2 separate regions of the Homo sapiens genome follow, and region 1 is linked to region 2. The links are chromatin loops, found by intact Hi-C in ENCODE. Cell type or tissue: B cell. All regions are shown on one strand. Links, peaks and the distances in the headings refer to the core of each region. The heading gives the core; the rest is flanking DNA. Region 1 overlaps YLPM1 (YLP motif containing 1). Region 2 overlaps AREL1 (apoptosis resistant E3 ubiquitin protein ligase 1).

Region 1 (5,383 bases), core at 256-5,255, 110 kb before region 2:
CAGCTGGTTAAGGAGTTTGGTGTTACCTTATAAGCACTTAGAGCCACTAAATATAGTCTGATTTTTAAAAGATTGCTTTAGCAGAAAAATAGTGGACAGAGACAAAAAGTTTAAAGATCATCTTTACAATTTGGGTAAGTGAAGGTGATGCCTAGTCTAAGGCAGTGACTGATATGAGAATGTAGAGGAGGGGATAAAAGTGAGAGATGTAAAATAAGGTAGAATTGATAGGATTTTGTCACCAGTAGAAATAAAATGATAGTTGTAAGGGAAGAATTTAAGATGATTCCAAGGTTTCTGGCTTAGGTGACTGAGTAGTAGACAGTGATGCCTTTCATGACTTTTAATGAGTGCTAGGAGGCTTTTTCTTTCATTTCTTTGGGAAATCAATGAAGACTAATAAATTCAGTGTTGGCAAAATATTTATTTCCTATCCCTGTGACTTTAGGCTTTGTTGTTCTAAAAGTCTAGTTTCAAAGAGACGAACACATCCACTAGGGGACACAACAAATGATTCCACTAACCTGAAGTTGAGACCCCAACTTTACTCTGAAGTTCCAAATCAAGAGGCAATGGAGAGGGTTACTGTATTCACTGGGGATAACTGACCCTAACTTTCAAGAGGAATTTGAGTGACTATTGCACAATACAGGTGAAGTGAAGTGTGTCTGAAATGCAAGAGATCCTCTAGGACATCTCTTAGTATTTCCCATGTCCTGAGATTCAAGTCCACGGAAAATTGCAAAGGGTTTTGTAGAACTGCAAACAGCAGAAGTAATTCAGAAAGAACTGCTAATAGCCCATATCTTTCAAGAATGAAAGCCTGGGTCACCCCATGAGGCAAGGAATCCGAACTGGCTGAAGTACTTACTTAGAGCAAAGGGAATATGGAATGAGTAGTGGAAGAACATATATACCAGCTATGACCACATGACCATTGCAGAAATATGGACTACAATAGTTACAAATATTTCTTCCTTAATTTGATATATTTGTGTTTAAATATGTGTGTGTGTGTGTGTGTGTGTATTAACCAAATATTTTTTGGTTCATTAGTTTTCTTCCTTATTATCTAACATGTGTTAATAAGAGTTAACCTTATATTTCAGTATTTAAGTTACAGAACATGAAAGAGGGAGTGTGAATCAGGTGGAGAAGGATGAACTAATATTATCTTAAAGACAAAAAAAAAAGACTTTGTGTGCTTTTCTGGGGAAAGAGAATGTTTTTGGTTGTCCAGCAATAAATGTCTCATGTTAGGTGTGAAAATCTCCCTGTGACCCAACCTAATCAGAAACATATGGGAAAGACTGCCAGGCACGGTGGCTCACGCCTGTAATCCCAGCACTTTGGGACGCGGAGGCGAGTGGATCACTTGAGGTCAGGAGTTAGAGACCAGCCTGGCCAACATGGTGAAACCCTGTCTCTACTAATAGAAAACTTAAGCTGGGCATGGTGGCGTGTGCCTATAATCCCAGCTACTCGGAAGGCAGAGGTAGGAGAATCACTTGAACCCAAGAGGTGGAGAATGCAGTGAGCCTGAGGTGGTGCCACTGCACTCCAGCCTGGGTGACAAAGTGAGACTTTGTCTCAAAAAAAAAAGAGAGAGAAAGGGAATTTTGGGAAATGGAGTTTAGCTCAGCCAAGTTGACCTTTTACAAACCCATTGCAAGGAACTCAAAAATACACAAACCCATAATAAACAGAGAGAGGAGGTAATCAGAAGATGAAAATCTTGTTTGTACATTCTGAAAGACAAAGAACAAATATGAGTGGTAACTTACAGAGCAGGAAGAAACCAGTTTAGAGTACTGATGGCAGAAAGGGATAAAATCAAAAGAAGGCTGGCTTGCCCAGAGAACCTCAGAGAAGGTCAGGATTCTCAGACACTAGGGGGTGCTAGGGAAGGAAAGGAGTAAAACTTGGGGCTAAAAATACGTAAATCTATATTCGGAACCATCAACCAGCCTTTCCTTAGGCTGAATGTCTCTTAAATCCTTGAATTTGAGAGTCCCCTAGCAGTAGTAACAGTTCCTTACCCTATTCACATAAAGCAGAAACCTGACAGGTAACAAGCCCCTCTCATATACACAGAGCTCCCAATCAGTTTGTCAGTGTCTTCCATGCTTAAACATAAATGCACAGCCAAGGATTGCTAGATATTTGAGGAACACGTCCAAAATGAAAGAAAAACTAAAGATAAATAAATAGGATCTGAATTTGGAGAAAACAGAATGCAAAAAGCAGAAAAGAACTTTCAACTCAAATTGTTATCCTCAGAGAGATTCTTAAAGAGACTGCATCTATAAATCAAGAACAATGTGCTATTTATAAAAAAGATCAACGCCAGAAGAACCACAGAAAAAAAAATTTCCAATTCTCAAAATAAAAGATGCAATAAAGGACTAGAAGTTAAAGTATCTCAGGAAGTACAACAAAATGTAAGATAAAAGGCACAAAGATAATCAATCCAACAGATCCAAAATCCTACTAATGAAGAGTTCCAGAAACAGAAAACGAGAGAAAAAAAATGAATGAAGAAATAGCACAAAGAAATGTCCCAAAGTTAAGAGATTCCAATCTCTAGACAGAAAGGGGCCAGCATACTGACTACTCAGTACAATTAATAATAAAACTAAATAAGCAAACAAAAAACACTGAAATTTCAGAATACCAGAGATTTTTTAAGTTTGGGAGAGAGGAGGTCACCAAAACAGGAAAAGAATCAGAACAGTATAACACCTACACAATGTGATAGAACAAAATAGAACAATGATCCTAAAACCTTGAGGAATAATTATCTTCAACATCATATTTTATATCCAAATTAGCAAGTAAGTGTGAGATTAGAATAAAGACATTGTCAGATACAGGACGACTCAGAAAATTTACCCCTCACCCACACTTCCTTAGCAAGTTACTTGAGCATGCACTCCAGGAAATGGAGGTACTGAATGGTAACAGGAAGCCATGAGATTCGATAAACAGCAAATCACATTCCGGAGGGTCAGCAAGGGGAATGCTGTAGTTAACACCCATATGGCAGAGTGTTGAGGAAGAACGAAAACTTTATTTTTCAGGACAGTTAAATAAATATGTAATATCTAAAATGTGTAAGTGTTTAAGTAGTGAAAAGGGCAACATAATTATTTAGTGCTATGAAGATGGCGACCAAAAGAAACAGCTAAATAATTGAAAGAGGATGCCATTGGCAAAAACATTTGGAGGGCATGGAGCAGTGGGTGGCCATTTGGCCCAATTTTTTTAAACCATGCATATGAATCACTTTGATAAAAATGTAAACTGTATCTCTTTAAAGGGCACAGAGAGAGGATTAGCTCTCATCAGAAGGGCCGCTTCTCCTGAGACTACAAGATTATGAGCATGCTAAGTAAAGCTAAGGGTTAGAAGTGAGATGTTTTACTGGGCTTGATAGGTAAACTTGATTTCCTGTAAGGCAGGAAGCTAAATTATAAATATAATGCAAAATAAAAATGTTTGCTAAGATTGAGAAAGCAGCACTAGAGTAGATGGTCTATGCGAAGTAGTGAAGGCTTGGCAGAGCTATAATGGGCAAAGGCGAAAGAAGGTGACCAGAAACTTGTCAAAGTATATACATCACAATGCTAAGGATGGAGAGTATATATTTACAGAAGGAAAAAAAAGTATGCCGCTTTAGGGCTTGTGAAGGTGTGGTTCCTTTCTCGGAATTACACTTATTAATTTAAAGTGCCTCAATAATATATCAGATCATTAAAGTTGTATAAAATCATTTGCTATGTATTAAATGTAGCAATTATTTGTTCACATAAGTGATAAAAGAAGACTATCTTCCACAATGTACAAGAGTCCATGAGAGACCTTATTAACATGTTATCTAGTATTCTAATCAAATTCTAAATATGAGCAAAGTCCCTTCCTAACAAAATTGTGAATGCCTTGAGAATTTTATCCATGACTGACATTTTGGAAGAAGCAACTTTCACTGAACACATACTGATTGTCAGGTAATGAGCTGGTGCTAAAAAGAGAGTCATGCCTAACCTCAAGGAGTTCACTGTCCACAGGAAGAGTGAGACAATTAACTCAACAATTAGAACAGAATTTGATAAATATGGAACATGTTTGTCTTGCTAACCAAAGTATTCCCAATGTCTGATTTCATTAAATAATCCCAATCTGTAATTACTGAAGTGCTGCCCCAGGGCAGGAAAAATAGGAATAAATAAAGCAAAGAATGGCAAGAAGGGAATTCCAGACAAAGAAAAGAGCATGTGTAAAAGCCAGAAGAAAGGACAAAGGAAGTAGGAGGCATTAAAAGGTGTGCAGATAAGAGGACATGGCAGAAGGGTTGAAAGGGTAGGGTGCTTTGTTTTCAGACCAAATTGCTGATCAACAGCCAAGGCCCATCATTTTATTTTCATTCTGGGGGCCAGAAATTGTTGAAACCATTTGAAATACACTTTCAACACTACATATAAATGGCAAATATTTATCACTATTTGATTTTTTTTTGTCCTTTTCTGAGACAGGGTCTCACTCTGTCACCCAGGCTGGAATGAAGTGGCATGATCCTAGCTCACTGCAGCCTAGACTTCCTGGGTTCCAGTGATCCTCCCACCTCAGTCCCCCGAGTAGCTGGGACCACAGGTGCCTGCCACCATGCCTGGCTAATTTTTTATGTCACCAGGCTCGGATAATTTTTGTATTTTTGGTAGAGATGCGGATTCACCAAGTTGCCCAGGCTGGTCTCAAATTCCTGAGCTCAAGTAATCCACCTGCCTCAGCCTCCCACAGCGCTAGGATTACAGGCATGAGCCACTGCACCTGTCTATTACTGGACTTTCAAATTTTCAAAGTTCAAAGATGTTACAAAATGACAGACTCAAAACCGTTTTCATTTATAAAACTAGAGACCTTTTAAGGCTTTGTAACAAATATATCAAGAGATACTCATATTAAAAATCTGTATGAAAATAAGCCACCTTTAAATATAATGAAATACTATGACCCTTTTGACATATAAAAACATGTATTTAAAATATAGTAGAAACATTACATAAATTCACTAAATACAATCACATAAAAACGCATGCATTGTACCTTGGTAAGATAAAAAGAAAAATAAGCAAATATCTGGTTTTAAGTATTTAGAAAGTGTTTATTTGTATAGTTAAGTGTGTTATAAATCTCTTAAAAAACCCCTAAAACTAGGTATAAATACCTTAGAATTATAAAAATTTCAAAATTTGATATAAAACTCCAAAATGTAAAAACCTAAGAGGTATGATGCAGTTATACAAATACTTTTAAAGAAGGTATTTTATGTATTATACTATTTGCAGAAACATATTAAAATTAACAAACCATGGGAATTACAAGA
Region 2 (5,383 bases), core at 265-5,264:
CTTTTCAATTACTGCATGTCAGCTGTCTCTCACAGAAGGGTTGTTGTAGTTGTCAGAGATAGTAGGTGGGAATTTTTCTAGCCCTCATGACTCAAGCCATACATTTGGCACTGCTTTTATTCCTCTAAGAAGACCACAAATCTGTAACACCAGCCACATATACTTCATTTCTTTGCTGAGTGCTGTAACTTCCCTGAGGACCAGAAATTTCACATCTAGGGTCAGATCGAATGGCATCCCGCTGAGGAAGTACCTAAGGCAGTTAAACTGCCAGTTTTGGTCCCACCAAGTCATCTAGTGCATCCTGTAAGATGCAGACAGATGCTTTTTGAGAGATCGTAGCAGATTTTTGAGATGATAGCTGTTGGGTCCCCAGCTAATTCAGCATAGGGTCCCAAGAGATGAGATACTTGTTTGGGAAGGAGGTTCAGTAGTTGTGATCCCAAATTTTGGCTCTTTATATTGTCTGTAATAGACCCTTTTGGGAGCACCTTCATCCACGTGACAATTCTAATGTTCCCAGTGTGGATTTCTTTTCTAGTAGGACTTTAGATAATCACTCTAAGTAGGATTTGTATGAAACTTTTGACGGTCATTCCTCAAATTACCTACTCTCTGTGGGTTCCACTGGGTATATTGTTATCAGAGGAACTAAGCAAGCACAATCAGATGTAAAAACACACCCTGAAAAAAAGTTGTTTTGGTCCCTCCCAGATCTGAGCCTAGAAATTTTTAGCTGTCTTGTCTCTACGTAATATTCTAGTGCTGATAAAAGGTGTTGGGTCAAGATAACATTGACAGCCTTAGTGTACGCTGACTTGAAAAGAAAGAGTGCATTCATGCATTGTAAAATAGCATATACAGCCTGTGCTAAGGTCAGACTCAGTGATAAGATATGAACGTTAGCATACATTGCATTTTTCCTTGGCAGTACTTTTATTGGTTCACATGATCAAATGAGTAATTAAGATTGAAGTCTTATTCTGGAAACAAGTTTAACAACAGTGAAAGTCTTCCCTCAGACTCCTACCTTGACAGGCATGACTGAGGATGAGAAGTACAGTCTCCTTTTGTTCCTCTCCTTGGTCTTTCTGCTGAGCTCATCTTCCAGAGGGCCCATTAGTTTGTCTGATTGGTAACAGCATAAATGACTTCACTTTCAGACCCACTGCTTATTATTGGGATGACCCAGAGTTCATTTTAATTACATAATGCCAACATGATGATAATGATACTTGCTTTAAAAAAAAAAAATCTACATTTTATATAGCTATTTCTACTTAGCTGAATTACTCCCAAAAGGCAAACATAAGGGGAAAGTGACTCCATTACCCTCTTTGCATGTGTTAATTAGCACCACTTTGCATGAGGGAGGGAAACTGTCTTGGGAACTATGGATCTAAGAAGATGAAAGCCATGTTACTGCATTTTGAAATTAGCAATAAAGCAAGTGGCTGTTTGTGGTATTCCTAGAGTGGTCAGTAGATTGGAAGTCTTTAAGGGGAATGATGCAGTCTCTTTGTTTCTCTGAAATATATTATACGGCACCTGTCAAGCTAGAAAGAGGATAGGAATAGTAAGGCTCTGGACTAGAGAGAGTTGTTTGGCTCACGCCATACACTCTTCTTTGTCTTACTCTGAGATAGCTATGAGGCAGAGTTGGAGACAAAAACTAAACAAGTTTTCTTTTAACAGCTGCAGCTGTGATCCTCGGCTGTCTGTTGGCATTGACGGGACCTGATGTTTTACGTTATTGGTACGTTATGGAAAGAGCTCTCTCTATTATATTTTTGTAAAGGTTGCTTGGGTCCTTTTTGCCTTTCTGCCTATTCTTTTCCCTTTGAAAATGGAGCTGAAAATATTTCTAGTCGTGCCAGAATGTACCTTCACAGAGTTGGCATTGGAATTCATTCATTTGGGTTTATTGAGCAATTATAGTCAATGCCAGACACTGTTTACTGTGGAGTCTAAAGTTGAATAAGACAAAAATCTGCCTTCAAGGAGTAGGCATTCATAACATAAAGGGGAACGGTCAAGGAGGAGAAAAGTTATACCAGATGAATGTGTAGGAGTTTGAAGGAGCCCAGAAAAGGGAACTGCTAACTCTGGTGGGGATTGGAGAAGACTTTTGCCAAGTACACAAGGGAGGGGAGGGCTCCCAAATAATGCATTCTTTAAGAAGGAAATGGTGGGAACCAAAGGCACATCCTTTTGACTGCTTCTGTGGGGTGCCCAGCAAGTGCAGGAAGGTAGGGAGCAGGGCGGACATTATATGCAGCTCATATAGAGCAAGAGTTTGCAAACTTTTTCTATAAAAGGCCAGAGAGTAAATATTTTTGGTTCCGAAGGCTCATTTCAATGACTCAACTCTGCCAGTGTAGTGCAAAAGTAGCCATAGACAATTTATAAATGATGGGTGTGGCTGTATCCCAATGGAACTTTATTTACCAAAATAGGCAGTGGGTGGGCTTTGGCCTGAGGACTGTAGTTACTGACCCCTGGTGTAGAAGTTCCTTTCTTATCTACAGAGGTAGTGCCCAGTGCAGTGTTTCTTTGGCAGTCTTACAGTCTCATCCTGACCTCCTTTAATTTTTGAGAAATGGCTGGCCTGTTGCATAATGAAAAGCTGTAATGTGTAACTGGCAGGCGGTTTGTGTGTTCTCTCTTTTGCATAGGTGGAATCACAGTGTCTGTGGTTGCATTCTTCTTCACAATTAAGTTCCTCTTTGAGCTTGCCGCACGTGTAGTCAGCTTCCTCCAGAATGAGGACCGCGAGCGCCGAGGGGACCGGACTATTTATGACTACGTGCGGGGAAATTACCTGGATCCCCGGTCTTGCAAAGTCTCCTGGGATTGGAAGGACCCCTATGAGGTGGGCCACAGCATGGCCTTCCGAGTGCATGTAAGGGAATGTTTCTGTCTCCATACCCATTGGGGTTTCTGAGTAACTTGCTTTCCAGAGCCCAGGTGCTGGCCTGGAATGTTAACATTTTCTCTTGTTTTTCAACTCCCTCCAGGAACTAGTGAATTGCTACTATCTGAAGAGTCACAAATTTCTCTGTCATTTTGATTTAATAGGTCCTTAGCTTTGAAGAAGTATAAAGCTTAATGTTACCTTTTCAAAATAAGAAAAATATTACAGAAAAGAGTAAGTATTATAGATAGGGGTTAGCAAATCAGGCCCACCTTCTGTTTCTTTAAATACATTTGTCTTGGAACACAGCCACACCCATTCATCATGTATTGACTATGGCTGTTTTCACACCTGAGTAGTTATGACAGTTGAGTAGTTGTGTACGGTCCACAAAGCCAAAATATTTACTCTCTGGCACTTTACAGAAAAAATTTCCCAACTCCTGCATTGACTTCTCCACTGTAGCATTAAGCTTGGCTTGAGAGTCTGAACCCCTCCTACCTTTGTCTGGTAACGCTTTAGTTCACTCATTGCCAGTGCTGCCGGCTAACTTACCTTTAAATTTGGGTTAGCATTGATAATATAAAGGGCTGGTAAGACCAAGGAGGCAGCATTGGTGGTTCAGAAGTGGCAAGTTAAAATGGACATTTTCTTGATTTAGTGGTAAATTCTACCCTTGTCCTCTGAACAAGTTAAGAATTTGCTCATGACTTAATGGTTTTCTTTAGAGTATTGAGGGGATTTGTTTCTCTCTGTGTTTTTGTGAGCAGGACTGTGAGGAACAGGGTAGGTACTGGGATTTACTGGTGTGGTCTCTGCCAGCTACTTCCTCTCTCCCCACTCACTCTACACAGGAAATGTTTTTTTCCTCTGCTTGCTAACAGGTGTCCTTCTTCTCCCCATGGCAGTTATTCTATAAGAACGGGCAGCCTTTCCCTGCACATCGGCCTGTGGGACTAAGAGTTCACATCTCTCATGTCGAGCTAGCAGTGGAAATTCCAGTGACCCAGGAAGTCCTTCAGGAGCCCAATTCCAACGTAGTAAAAGTGGCCTTCACTGTGCGCAAGGCTGGGCGTTATGAAATCACAGTGAAGCTTGGTGGATTAAATGTGGCATATAGTCCCTACTACAAAATTTTTCAACCTGGTAGGTTCTTTTTTCCTTTCTTTTTCCCTTTGTCTCCTTCCCTCTCTCTCTTTCCATCCTGTCTTTCCTTTTTAAAAATAATACCTTTATTGAGATTTAATTCCCATGCCATAAAATTCATCCTTTTAAAGTATACAGTTTAATGGTTCTTTAAATGCAGCCATCATCACAGTCGATTTTAGAGCATTTTCATCACCTCAAAAAGAAACCCCATACATGTTAGTAGTCACTTTTCCCCCAAATCCCCCAGACCTAGGCAGCCACTCATCTGCTGCCTCTGTGGATTTGCCTGCTGTGTTTGGCTGCTTTTGTCTTGCTGTAAAGAAATACCTGAGACTGGGTAATTTATAAAGAAAAGAGGTTTATTTGGCTCATGGTTCTGCAAGTTGTACAAAAAGCATAGCACCAGCATCTGCTTCTGGTGAGGCCTCGCGAAGCTTCCACTCATGGTGGAAGGCGAAGCGGGAGCAGGAGTGCCTAATGGTGAGAGAGGGAGCAAGAGAGAGAGAGAGGGAGGAGGTGCTGGGCTTTTCTAAACAAACAGATCTTGCATGAACTCAGAACAAGAGCTTATTCATTACCATGAGGAGGGGACCAAGCCATTCATGAGGGATCCTCCCCTATGACCCCATCACCTCCCACCAGGCCCCACCTCCAACACTGGGAATCACATTTCAACATGCGATTTGGAGGGTACAAATATCTAAACCAGATTCAGTCATGCTGTAGCGTGAATCTGTACTTCATTTCTTTTTATTGACAAATAATATTCTATTTTATGTACATGCCGTATTTTATTTATCCTTTCATCAGTTGGTGGTCGAATTGTTTCTACTTTTGGGTACTGTAAGCAACACTACTGTGAACATTTGTGTACAAGTTTTTGTGTTGACATGTTTTTATTACTCTGGGAGTAAAATTGCTGAGTCATTAGTTTGGTTAGTTCTTAAGGGCTAAGGGCTGTGGTATCCACAGAAATAATAGGACCTGGGGTCCCTGGGTAACTTTTGAAGTGAAACCGTACTGAGTGGGGCCTTAAGATTTGTGTATCTTTGCTTGACTAGTCCTTAATTTTCTTTCTCTGATAGCAGAGTAAGGCTCTGGACAAAGTGGCTCTCAAGCCGTCTCTCTTTCCATGTATCCTCTCCTTTGCTTAAGTGCCTCACTCAGATACTCCTTTTCATATGAATTATCATCACCCACCTCTTTGCCACCAGTGGAGAACAGCTCATACCCTTACATGTACCAGCCTTTTTAAAAAAATTAAACTTTTTATTTTTTGATAATTGTATATTCATATGCATTTGTAAGAAATAATGCAGA

Evidence for each region. Hi-C counts contacts between places; a loop is a spot of excess contacts. Peaks named below come from ENCODE experiments on the same cell type or tissue, not always from the same donor. Only the 100,000 strongest peaks of a DNase experiment are listed, where the experiment ranks them.
Region 1: it touches region 2 in a loop (2.9-fold over the local background); 4 of 110 quality-filtered maps call a loop at or near these places.

What each region holds. Positions count from the first base shown.
Region 1 is chr14:74,790,410-74,795,792 of GRCh38, reverse strand. The region is part of intron 4 of YLPM1 (YLP motif containing 1); the gene reads right to left. Among named protein-coding and RNA genes, the nearest start is that of YLPM1, 30 kb to the right of the region's middle. In B cell, for the core only: no CTCF peak of the experiment used is centred there; a DNase peak (open chromatin) is centred at 2,952; H3K4me3 peaks cover 1,885 bases; H3K27ac peaks cover 2,371 bases.
Region 2 is chr14:74,681,973-74,687,355 of GRCh38, reverse strand. AREL1 (apoptosis resistant E3 ubiquitin protein ligase 1) reads left to right here. Exons shown (of 20, transcript NM_001039479.2): 3 at 1,696-1,756; 4 at 2,676-2,902; 5 at 3,823-4,060. The coding sequence starts at 1,741. Among named protein-coding and RNA genes, the nearest start is that of AREL1, 28 kb to the left of the region's middle. In B cell, for the core only: no CTCF peak of the experiment used is centred there; a DNase peak (open chromatin) is centred at 2,725; H3K27ac peaks cover 506 bases.